Regions from separate parts of the Mus musculus genome. Here region 1 is linked to region 2. Evidence: chromatin loops called from intact Hi-C (ENCODE). Cell type or tissue: heart. All regions are shown on one strand. Each heading gives the region's core, and the rest is flanking DNA. Links, peaks and the distances in the headings are about the cores only.

The links. Peaks named below come from ENCODE experiments on the same cell type or tissue, not always from the same donor. Only the 100,000 strongest peaks of a DNase experiment are listed, where the experiment ranks them.
Region 1: a loop joins it to region 2, with 2.5 times the contacts of the local background. A loop is called at or near these places in 1 of 42 quality-filtered maps.

The regions. Positions count from the first base shown.
Region 1 is chr14:20,642,310-20,648,616 of GRCm38, forward strand. It overlaps a transcript of Usp54 not described here. Among named protein-coding and RNA genes, the nearest start is that of Myoz1, 11 kb to the right of the region's middle. In heart, for the core only: a CTCF peak has its summit at 3,409 (motif pointing right); no DNase peak of the experiment used is centred there.
Region 2 is chr14:20,692,434-20,698,740 of GRCm38, forward strand. It overlaps Sec24c (Sec24 related gene family, member C (S. cerevisiae)), which reads left to right. Exons shown (of 23, transcript NM_172596.2): 20 at 1-92; 21 at 287-478; 22 at 711-800; 23 at 1,218-2,417. The coding sequence ends at 1,358. Fut11 (fucosyltransferase 11) reads left to right here and starts at 2,535. Exons shown (of 3, transcript NM_028428.2): 1 at 2,535-3,265; 2 at 3,355-3,980; 3 at 5,778-6,307. The coding sequence starts at 2,570. The coding sequence ends at 5,925. In heart, for the core only: no CTCF peak of the experiment used is centred there; DNase peaks (open chromatin) are centred at 2,528, 2,818, 3,228 and 3,918; H3K4me3 peaks cover 2,391 bases; H3K27ac peaks cover 1,992 bases.

The sequences.
Region 1 (6,307 bases), core at 2,314-4,813, 49 kb before region 2:
TTAGACAGGACCAGGGTTCAACTAACAGCTCCAGCTACGGAGGATCTAATGCATTCTAGCTTCTGCAGGCACTGCATGCGTGAGGTGCACAGACATGCAGGCAAAACATCCATAGGATGTAAAAAATAAAAGTAGATAAAAGTTTTAAAATACTTATTTTGTACTTATTCCACATTTCAGTCAACCAGAAATGTTTAATGAACTCAGAAATCACATGCAGCTTGCTAATAAGTACAATATTGTGCAGCATAGACTTTGTCTCCATAGTATCGAATGAATGAGCACTCTCCGAGAGCCAGAGAGTAATATTCTGGCTATGTGATTTGTAAAAGAGGGACCTTTAAAATTGCTAACTCAATGGCAGCAGGGGCTAGGTGAATAACAAAAGCTAGTCTTGTATAATATAAAAACTAGTGAGTACTAGAACCCACTAGAATCACAAATTCTTACCTGAAAGGACTCTCTTGAGTTGACAAGGTCTCACTATGTCGCTCTGGCTGTCCTGGAACTCACTCTGTAGATCAAAGTGGCCTTGAACTCAGAGATCCACCTGCCTCTGTCTCTCAAGTGCTGAGACTAAAGGCATGCACCACCCATACCTTCCTACTCCTGAATTTTAAAACAGAGTAATGTATCTGGGGCTTAAATTCAATCCCCAACACTGCAGTAAAAATAAAGATAGTAGGATGGGTGTAGTGGCAGAGTCCGGAGAATCACTACAAGGTCTGTGCTAGCCTGTTCCACACAAGCCAGGCGTGGTGGCGCATGCCTCTAATCCTAGTACTCGGAAGGCAGAGGCACACGGATTTCTGAGTTTGAGGCCAGTCTGGTCTACAGAGTGAGTTCCAGGACAGTCAAGGCTACACAGAGAAACCCTGTCTTGAAAAACCAAAAAGGAAAAAAAAAAAAAAAAAAAGACTTGCAGTCTATCCAGAGATACACAGACTCTTCAAAAGAGAATATATATATATATGAATGATGGCAGACAGAAGACACTGAAGAAGAGAACACTTTTCTCATGATGCTAGGAAATGGAACCTAAGGCGTCTTCCCTAGTGAAGCCCTGCACCACACTATTGCAGAGGTTCTCAACCTGTGGGTCCTAAGGCTTACAGATCATCAAGTGACCCTTTCTCCAGGTTTACAGATCAGATATCCTGCATATCAGATGTCTACATTACAATTTATAACAGTAGCACCATTACAGTTATGAAGTAGCAACACAATAATGTTATGGTTGGGGGCCACACAACATGAGGAACTGTATTGAGGTGTTGCTGATCTATTACATACTCAGACATGAGTTGTTCATTTTATGTTCTGTTTTTTCTTTTTTGTTAAACTTTTATCAATGAAGAATCTATTGCAGTTACTTGGGGATGTAACATAGACAACCTGCAGAGGTCAGGTTTCTTTTTCCACTGTGGACCCCAAGGATGGAACTCAAGTCACCAGGCTTAAAAGCAGACACCTGTATCCACTAAACCATCTCACCAGCCTTTAGGTTTTTGCTTGTTTGTTTGTGGTTTTTGTTTTGGAACAGGGTCTCAATGTGTAGCCCTAGTTGGTCTGGAATAATATAAACCAGGCTAACCTAGAACTCATAAAGATATACCTGCCTATGCCAGGGCCAAGAAGTGGGAGTCGGGGGATGGTTTGGGGGACTTTTGGGGTAGCATTGGAAATGTAAATGAAGAAAATACCTAATTAAAAAAATTAAAAATAAAAAGATACACCTGCCTCTGTCTCCTTAATGTGGAGGTTAAGGGTATGTGCCACCATGTCTGAGTTCACAACAACGCATAGACATGTACACATAATTTTATTTTAAAAGGAACACACTCCCTCTTCCGAAGGCTGAGGGATCATTTCAGAAGAGGAGGCATAAAAAGTGTAAGCCAGAGGCAGGGGATATCTACAAAGTAACCCTGTCTTCTGGACACATTGAGGCTGCTGCACAAATAAACTTATAGTAGTTAAGACAGCATGCAGACGGGCTGTGTTAGCCCAAGCTAGACCACATCCCAGCACAGAGTGGAGTTTGACAGAAAGTCCCACCCCTAACTAAGGAGCTACTGGCCTTGTCAGCTTCTGGGAGAGGGGAAGTCAGTTTTCTTAGTGGAAAGCCACTCATCCAATATTATTTGTGCAGTATAACGGGGCCTTGATAGAGAAAAAAATGAAAAAAGACAAAGGTGGGTAGAGAAGGAGGTGGATCTTAGAAGTGTTTGGAAAGGAAAGTGAATATAATTGTACAACTTTTTGAAAAGAACTAATAAATGATGACCATAGATGGGCCTGAGGACTCAGCTGTGTGGCAGAGCAAGTCACCTAGAATGTGTGAACCCTGCATCCAAAACAATATGCGAGTGTAGGAATGTTGCTCAGGGGCTGGTGAGATGGTTCAGTGGGTAAGAGCACTGACTGCTCTTCCAAAGGTACTGAGTTCAAATCCCAGCAATCACAAGGTGGCTCACAACCACCCATAATGAGATCTGATACCTTCTTCTGGTGCGTTTGAAGACAGCTACAGTGAACTTATACTAATAAATCTTTGGCCGGAGCAAGTGGGGTTGGCCTGAGCAAGCAGAGGTCCTAAGTTCAATTCCCAACAATCACATGAAGGCTCACAACCATCTGTACAACTAAAGTGTGTACTCTTATACATAAAATGAATAAATCTTTGAAGAAAAAAAAAGGAATGTTGCTCAGTGGGTAGAGCTGACAGGCACAAGCCCTGGCTTTCCTCCCTAGCATGAACAGATCAGTGATGCAGGCATCCCTGCAATCAGCACTTGAGAGATAGAAGCAGGAGGGTCAAAAATTCAAGGCCAGCTGGGATACACATGACCCTGTCACAAGAAAACAGAATAAAGACTACAGTTCTCAACCTCTAGCAGGGAGATCCTACAACCTTCAAGCCTGAGAATCTGGTGGGAACTAAGAACTCTTTCCAAACCTGTGTGTGCCTTAACTATGTTACCTCAGCATATTCCATCTTTGGGACAAGCTCACAGCACTTCCCGTCTCAGAATATCTGAACATAGGATTCTTTTTCCTTCCTCTGTAAGGGAATATGATCTGAACCTGCCCATATGCCTAAAACTGCAGATAATGCCAAACTCTGAACATACTATGTTTTTTTTATATATTTGCATGTGGATGATAGTTTTAATTTATAGAGCTGGTGGTATAGCTTATGGTAGAGCACTTGTTTAACATCCATGAGACCTTAAGTTTGATCCTCAATACCACAAAGTAACTAAAGTTTAACTTTATTTTTAAGGAGATCAGCAAGAATTGATAAGATACAACAATTATAGCAATATGCCAAATGATTAGGCTAAGAACACAGCACTACTCTAAGATGAGTCCTAATGAGAGGAGAGCCTTGGAGCCTGGATACGCTACACAAAAGAAACAGCAGAGGTCAGCATACTTCCCAGCATGCGACAGTTGCCTTTGCAATCTGAGTTCAGTTCCCAGCTAACTATAAGTCCAGTTCAGGGGCATCTGACCCCTCCTCTGACCTCAGGCACTGCATGAACATGCTGCATATACAAACACACACACACACACATAAAATAAAATAAACCTTTTAAAATACATCTTTTCTGCCGGGTGTGATAGTGCATGCCTTTGATCCCAGCACTTTGGAGGCAGAAGGAGGAGGATCACAGAGTTCAAGGCCAGCCTAGTCTATAAAGCAAGTCCCAGGACAGCCAGGACTGCACAGAGAAACCATGTCTTGAAATCAAAAACAGAAAAAAAAATCTGAAATTTTATATTTAGAATTTCTGGAGTACAAGTATGTTCTATTACCTTTCTTTCTATAGGAGCACCAACGTAACATCAGCAAACAGAGCAAGATTTAGTGGCTAAATACTCCATTTTTGTACTCTTGAAGGGCCAGTTCTGAAGTATGTTGTTATTTGGTTGGTTCATTGTTGTTGTTGTTTAGTTGTGATTTGCTTTCTGGGATTTTTGTTTCCGGGGGAGGTTGTTTTGAACAGGGTTTCTCTGTGTAGCCCAGGCTGTCCTGGAACTCACTCTATAGGCCAGGCTGGTCTGGAACTCAAAGATCTACCTGTCTCTGCCTCCAGAGTGCTGGGGTTAAGGTAAAGGGATGCTGTGGAGTAGAGACTGAAGAAATGACCATCCAGAGACCAACTTATCTGGGGATCCATCCCATATACAATCACCAAACCCAGAAACTGCTGTGGATGCCAACAAGTGCCTGCTGACAGGAAGGAGCCTGATAAAGCTGTCTCCTGAGTGGCTCTGCCAGTGCCTGACATATCATGTGTGTGTGTGTGTGTGTGTGTGTGTTTTAAAGGGATACACCCCTATCACCCAGCCTGAGGTATGTTTTTGAGTTTGTTTGGGTTTTTTTTCTGTTTTGTTTTGTTTTTTTGAGACAGGGTTTCTCTGTGTAGCCCTGGCTGTCCTGGAACTCACTCTGTAGACCAGGCTGGCCTCCAACTCAGAAATCCACCTGCCTCTGCCTCCCAAGTGCTGGGATTAGGGGTGCCACCACTGCCCAGCCGGAGGTATGTTTTATTGTAACACTTCTCAGGATTTTCCAGCACACAGAGATCACCTGAAGAAAGTAATGAAGCAGGTCCTTAACCCAAATTTGCATTTATTCCCCCCCTTTTTCTTCAGCCTCCCAAGCCCCAGTCCTGAAGTTCTTTTTGTAGTTCATGCAGGTCTTGAACTCAAGATGGCCGATCTGCTTCAGCACTGAGTACTGTAGACATAGGCCCGAGCCACCACATCCATCTGCGTTTCAGTTTTTGTTTCTTTGGAGTTTGCTGTTATTGTTTGAGACAGAGGTTTGCTGTGTAGCCCTCCCTGACTAGCCTAGAATTCACTGTACATAGGCTGGCCTCAAATTTCCCATGATCCTCCTGTGCCTCCCAAATGCCCACCACAGGGCCAAATGCAAGCCCCCATGCCCACTTTTGAGCTCCCCAGATACTGCTTCTGCCAGTCATGGGTCACTTTTGAAGTAGCATGGCTGTCTGAGATTTCCAGTGGGACTCAGCCATTACCCAAAGTACCTGTTACTGGCTCTCTCCTCACTCCCTTATGCCACTGGGGTTTCACTTCCAAATGCACTGTCTCCATGTAAACCTTGTTTTAGGTACTTTGAGGAAGCATCCAAACTTGCAAACCTTTTTAGGAAAATGCACATACAGAGTTTTGCTTAGATATTTAAAGAACATAAAAATTCTCCAAAAGAGCTGTTCTCTCTGTCTCTCTGTCTCTCTCTGTCTCTCTGTCTGTCTCTCAATGTCTGTCTCTCTCTCTGTCTCTCTCTCTCTCTCCCCCTCTCTCCCCCCTTCCACCCCACCCCCCACCCCAGTTTCCTCTTGGGATAGTATCTCAAGTAGCCCAGGCTGGTCTCTAAAAAGAAAAAGATTTTAGTAGTCAAAACAATTCTAAAAATTAAACTTTAATTCCAGCACTGAAGAGACAGAGGCAGGCATATTTCTATGAGTTCAAGGCCAGCTTGGTCTACATAATGAATTCCAGGCCCGGAAGGTGGAAACCAATATAGGGGTATTGTCACTCATTCCTATTGTGCTTTCATGGTTTCTTCAAGCACTGTACTTTTTGGGGTTTTTGTTTGTTTGGTTGGTTGGTTGTTTGGTTTTTGGTTTTTCAAGACAAGGTTTCTGTGTGCAGCCCTGGATGTCCTGGAACTCACTTTGTAGACCAGGCTGGCCTCGAACTTAGAAGTTCACCTGCCTCTGCCTCCCGAGTGCTGGGATTAAAGGCGTGAGCCACCACGCCCTGCTGGCACTGTACTTTTTGAACATCACTGATCTCCTGGAAGCTTTAGGTCATTTCTTGTTGTACTCACAGAACCAAGCACACTGTCACTATAGAGGGTTTCTTCTACTTCTTTCTACATTCTGTCTGGTCTCCTGTTTAGTCCTTTTATGTCTATGACTGCTCTGCCTACATGTGTGTATATGCACCTCACTGGTGCAGGGTGCCTATGGAAGTACAGGGAGTTTTGAACCACAATGTGGCTGCTTAGAACTAACTAAACTCCAGTCTTCTGCAAGAGCAGCAAGTGTTTTAACTTCTGAGCCATATCTCCAGCCCCATATAAGCTTTTATATTTCCAAGCTTACTCTGGTTTCTAGAAACTTCAGATTTACTTATTTTTATTTTATGTGTATGAGTGTTTTGTCTGCATGTATGTGTGTGCACTATACTCGTGCCTGACGCTCTAGGAAGCCTGAAGATGGTAACATATTCCCTGGAACTGGGATTATAAATGGTTGTAAGCAGC
Region 2 (6,307 bases), core at 1,460-3,959:
CTACTGATGATCGTGCCTATGTTCGGCAGCTGGTTTCCTCCATGGATGTGGCTGAGACCAATGTCTTCTTCTACCCTCGGCTCCTACCACTGGTGCGAGTGAGGATCAGAGTGTGAGACACTGTACTGAGCACAGGGCCTCCAAGAAGGAGGGGGTGGATTACTTTACACTAAGAAATTTGTTTTTACGTACATTGCATATGACTATCTAGAGACTTAGCTTTCTTAGTTTGTGTGTATAAAGGAGTATGTTGTTCTTGGTGATGTTTTTTTCTTCTTTTGTCTAGACAAAGTCTCCCCTTGATAGTACCGCTGAACCACCAGCAGTTCGAGCCTCTGAAGAGCGCCTAAGCAGTGGCGATATATATTTGCTGGAAAATGGGCTCAACCTCTTTGTCTGGGTGGGAGCAAGCGTCCAACAAGGTGTTGTCCAGAGCCTTTTCAACGTGTCCTCCTTCAGTCAGATCACCAGCGGCTTGGTGAGAACAGGGTGTCAAGGATGAGATGGGTATGGGAAATACTCTGGTGATTTGACAGTGGGTCAGTGTCATGCTGGTCCCTTTATTATGTATCAGAGAACACTTAGGTGAGGGAAGCGGCTATCACTGTTTTTCTGGTTTTCTTATTTCAGATGATAGCTAAATCTGTGTTGTTCCCTTTGGATGGACTTAAAAGTACTTTATCATAGTAATGAATACATTTTTGTTCCAGAGTGTTCTGCCAGTTCTGGATAATCCACTGTCTAAGAAAGTTCGAGGTCTCATCGATAGCTTACGGGCACAGAGAATGCGGTACATGAAGGTAACACAGATGTTCTATGTTTCACAGTGGTGGGGCTGGATATTGAACCTTCTGTGCCAGACAAGTACTCTTTTTTTTTTTTAAAAAGATTTATTTATTAATTATATGTAAGTACACTGTAGCTGTCTTCAGACACACCAGAAGAGGGCATCAGCTCTCATTAAGGATGGTGGTGAGCCACCATGTGGTTGCTAGGATTTGAACTCAGGACCTTCGGAAGAGCAGTCAGTGCTCTTACCCACTGAGCCATCATCTCTCCAGCTCCAGACAAGTACTCTTATGCTCAGCGCAGTAGCCCTGCTCTGAGTCCTGGATTTCTTGTCAGGTCATCAGGAAGGAAGCTGGGGAGGGAGCATACGCGTGTATGCGTTCTTCCTTACCATTTGCCCTTCCTTACCATCTGCCTTCTGCCTGTAGCTTATCGTGGTCAAGCAGGAAGACAAGCTGGAGATGCTGTTCAAGCACTTCCTGGTGGAAGACAAGAGCCTAAGTGGAGGTGCATCCTATGTGGACTTTCTCTGTCATATGCACAAGGAGATCCGGCAGCTACTGAGCTAAAGCAAGTGGGTAAATGGCATAGGGTCCCAGGCCAGCTTCCAGGAAGAACCCCAGGATGACAGAGAAATTGGGACAGTTCCATATCGTATAAGTCATGTAAGCTGACCTCAGTTGACTTCTTTTGGGGGGAGGGCGAGATATAAGGAGACACCGTCTTTCTGGGCTCAAATACACTACCACTCTGTCATGTCCTGCTGATCGAAGGTGCCTCAGGCCCCTTACTCTACCCTTTCTCCTGCTAATCCTCTTGTAATGAATGTAGTTTCTCAGTTCACTGTATATGATTCGGTGTTGGGGGTTTGGAGGCAGCTGGGCCCTGGCAACAGTGTGTCCCTTTGGATGAGCCTCCAAGAGGAAGGGCAGGCAGGAAGAAGTGGGAATCCCAGGGTTATTACAGGAGGTGGCAAATTCAGCTCCGTGTCATCAACAACTTCCTATATTAGGGACAAAATATACAGGTGCACAAGAGCTGGGGTACAGGCCGTAGGTGGTGGAGAGTAAAATAGTTGGTCCTTTGGGTGCCTGATGGTCAGTAGCAAAGTCATAGTTACCGAGGATGGATGACTAATCTCTCTACTTCCACTGCGCGTGCTCTCTCTCCCCTGCAATGATTGGTGAGCACTTCGTGGATGAATGAGCCTGGGGTAAGAATTGCAAAACATATTAACACCTTGGGGAAGTAGCAGCCTCCTTTCCAGATGGAGAAGCCCCAATCCTGGATGGTTCTGTAGAGCGCCTGATGGTCAACTTGCAATACCTCACAGAGCCAGCCCACATCCCACTCAGCTTCCACCAGAAACGTTGTTGGGGAGAGGCAGATATGGCTGGAGCCCTGTCTTCCGGTGCCAGGACGTTACTGGGCTTTGGTATTGACTGAGTGGCTGACAAGTTATCTTCCAACTCCAGTTGGCTGGGCAGGACAAGGGCTAGGAATGACCGTGGTCAGGCCTGCCTGCTCCCAGCCCAGGATGCCCCTGCTATGGACCTTTCATTTCTTTTCATTGGTTTATTTTTCAATGCATCTTTAATTTGTAAAGAAATAAAATAAGATGTAACCAGTATCCCTCTCATTACTCGCGACTTTTCCCCACCCTGCCTGCAGCTGAGAGGAGTTACGCATGCGCCGCGTGCCCCTATGGCGTAGGACCTAGTCCACTCCCCACCCGCCGCAGGGCGGGGTTTCGTGCTGTCCGAGGGGGTCCGGTGTGGACATGGCTGCTCGCTGTACCGAGGCGGTGCTGGCCGCCCTGGGGGTGCTCAGTGTCTGTTCGGCCAGCAGCTCCGGGTCCGAGGCTTCCGGGGAGGCAGAGAGGGAGGAGCCGTGGGATGGCGCGGTTTTCCGGCCTCCCGCCGCCCTAGGCGCCGTGGGGATAGCGCGCGGGCCCGGGTCCCCGCCTCCAGGGAACAGAGAGGCGGTGGACCTACCAGTGTTGCTGTGGTGGAGCCCAGGTCTGTTTCCGCACTTCCCAGGTGACTCGGAGCGCATACAGTGTGCGCACGGCGCGTGCGTGGCGTCCCGGGATCGACGGGCGCGCGCCGACCCGCGGACGCGCGCGTTGCTCTTTTACGGCACGGACTTCCGCGCGGCTGATGCGCCCCTGCCGCGCCTGGCGCACCAGAGCTGGGCGCTCCTGCACGAGGAGTCGCCGCTCAATAACTTCCTACTGAGCCACGGCCCGGGCATCCGTCTCTTCAATCTCACCGCCACTTTCAGCCGCCACTCGGATTATCCGCTGCCGCTGCAGTGGCTGCCCGGGGCCGCCTATTTGCGCCGGCCCGCGCCTCCGCCCCGGGAGCGCGCCGAGTGGCGTCGCCGCGGATACGCGCCGTTGCTCTATTTGCAGTCCCATTGCGATGTGCCTTCCGACCGGGACCGATACGTACGCGAGCTCATGCGCTACATCCCGGTGGGTGAGAGAGCGGCGGGGCGGGGCGGGGCGGGGGTGGGCCGGGCGAACGCCCCACCCTGCTGACCGCCGTGCTCTGACTCGCTTAGGTGGATTCCTATGGCAAGTGCCTGCAGAACCGCGAGCCGCCCACCGTGCGATTACAGGACACAGCCACGGCCACCACCGAGGATCCAGAACTCATGGCCTTTTTGTCCCGGTATAAGTTCCACTTAGCTCTGGAGAATGCCATCTGCAATGATTACATGACAGAAAAACTGTGGCGCCCCATGCATCTGGGTGCTGTGCCCGTGTATCGTGGATCACCCTCTGTGAGGGACTGGATGCCCAATAATCACTCTGTCATCCTAATTGATGACTTTGAGTCCCCTCAAAAGTTGGCAGAGTTTATTGACTTTCTGGACAAAAATGATGACGAGTATATGAAATACCTGGCATACAAGCAGCCTGGAGGCATCACCAACCAGTTTCTTCTGGATAACCTGGAGCACAGGGAGTGGGGAGTCAACGATCCCATGTTGCCTAATTACCTCAATGGCTTTGAGTGTTTCGTCTGTGACCATGAACTGGCTCGGCTGAATGCCGAGAAAGCACATGCATCCTCTCATGGGGACATTCCTGTCCCCGAGCCTCGCATTGCCCAGTCGTCGCACATGAACTGTCCAGTGCCTACCCCTGGCTTTGGGAAAGTCGAAGAGATTCCCGAGAATGACAGGTAAAGGGGTTGCTGGGTTGTCCCGCAGCTGCCAAATCAAACTGCTTGCTTTCTTAGCGCATTGGGCTCACTTTGCTTTAAGTTGTCAGTAGCAGTTGGGGGGCTGGGTGTGGTGGATACACCTGTTATTCCAGAGGTGTGGGGAAGTTTAGAAAACTTGAGCACATAAAGTGGAGCCAGGCTATAAATAGCCTGTAAGCCAACGTGAGGATCAGCACCTGAGCTGAGTACCTTTGATGGGGAGCCGGACAACAAAAGATGAGTTTTGGTTGTGCTGTGATTAAACCCAGGGCTTTCTGCATACCAGGAGGATATTTTTCTACCTAGTCACACACTCAGCCCAATAAGAGCATTTTGAAAGGATTTTCCCCATCTGCAGTAATCAACTAATCAGACAAACTAGAGTCTCACTCTGTAGCCTAGGCTGACCTCAAACTTGTGGTGATCAGAGAGAGCCACCATACCCATGAGAAGCATTTGCATCTTTTTTGTGTGATGGTCAGAGCTTTGAGTATGCTAAGCAAGCCCTCTAGCATTGAGCTGGACCCCAACCCTCCTTTTACTTTGATACGGTCTGACTTGTTCACTCTAAATAGAACTGAAGAAGTGCTTTCAGTAGGTGTATAATTAACACTGGGGGTCAGTGTGGGTAAAGGGGAAGAGAGCTGAGAGCAGGATATGCCTGCAGTGGGGAGCGTGTGCTTGGGAGGTAGAATGGGAAATGTTGAAACCACCCACACAGGCCAGCACAATTAATGTGGAGAGGGATTACTAGAATAGCTCACAGAAAGTGACTTGAACAGTGGGTGGCAGCAGAGGCCTGCTTACATATGCTGCTGGCACAACAGGGTCTTGGTGGTGGAATCTTTCACTAAGAATTTGTCCATTTATGCTGAACATATGATTTACTAGAAGAAAAATCAAAACATTAGGGAAATAGCCAGGGATTGTAGTGCATATCTGTAAGTCTAATGCTAAGAAGACAGAGGCAGGAGTATCAGGAATTCAAGATCATAGTTTGCCACGTACAGTGAATTTGAGGCCAGCCTGGCTACTAGAGACCCTGTTCCACTAACAAAAGATAATTCAGAAGCCGGGCGTGGTGACGCACACCTTTAATCCCAGCACTTGGGAGGCAGAGGCAGGTGGATTTCTGAGTTCAAGGCCAGCCTGGTCTACAGAGTGAGTTCCAGGACAGCCAGGGCTACAGAGAAACCCTGTCTCGAAAAACCAAAAAAAAAAAAAAAGATAATTCAGATTATGCCTTTTCCACACAAGATGTCACTGTACCTTTATTTAGATTTCCAAATAACTGTGAAGGTTAAAACCATCTAAAGGCTCCCTTGCTCTCCTCTAGAATATCATTTCCAGGCTCTGGAGCCTTGGCACAGCCTCCACACTTGAGCGAGACAAGCCTGCAGTGTCAGCTGCTTGGGAGAACTATGATGTCTCTATGTTTGTGACCACCTTCCTATCTCTTGGATGAGATTAGTTTTACTCCACATCTTCTTTCCTTCACAGCAGAGCCTTGTCCTATCCAGAGGCCCAGTATCTGCTTTATTTTTTGTTTGTTTGTTTTTCAAGACAGGGTTTGTCTTTGTTGTTTTTTGTTTTGTTATTTCCTGTGTCGCCTTGGCTGTCCGGGAACTGAGATCCCCCTGCCTCTGCCTCCCGGATGCTGAGATTAAAAATATGTGTGCCACTACCATGGCCCCACTTATGATTTCTTTGGGACCACTCAGTCTATTACTGCTGTGGCTCCCCAACTCAGCCTCCCCTCCTGTTTTGTCATTTCAGCTGGAAGGAAATGTGGCTACAAGATTATTGGCAAGGTCTCTATCAGGGGGAAGCTCTCACTGCCATGATCCACAACAATGAGACACAGCAGAGGAAATTTTGGGATTATGTACATGAGATCTTCATGAAACGGAATAAAAATCTCTAACTGCCTTCATGTAAGAGCTGTTAACTTGGAAGACTGCGTTACTGTGGTACCTGAGGCACATCCACCTTTAGTGAATACTCTATGATTGATGTTTTCACTGATTCTCTTGCCCTGTATTGGGAATTGGAACCTTGGGTTCTGATAATACCAGGCAAGTACCCCTAGGCCCTCTCCACCTGAATGGTATGGAGCTAGTATCTCAGCCTGTGGTAAGATAGCTTCTCCTTAAAGAGAAGCAGAAGCCAGAAGCACCCATTTGATGACTCAAGTACACTTCTCATGTCTGTAGTCATTTCATCATTTTAAATATGGACAGGATGGTTCAGGCTATGATCTATAAAACTTCCGTAATTTAGTACCTTTAAATAGTGTCCATTCCTCC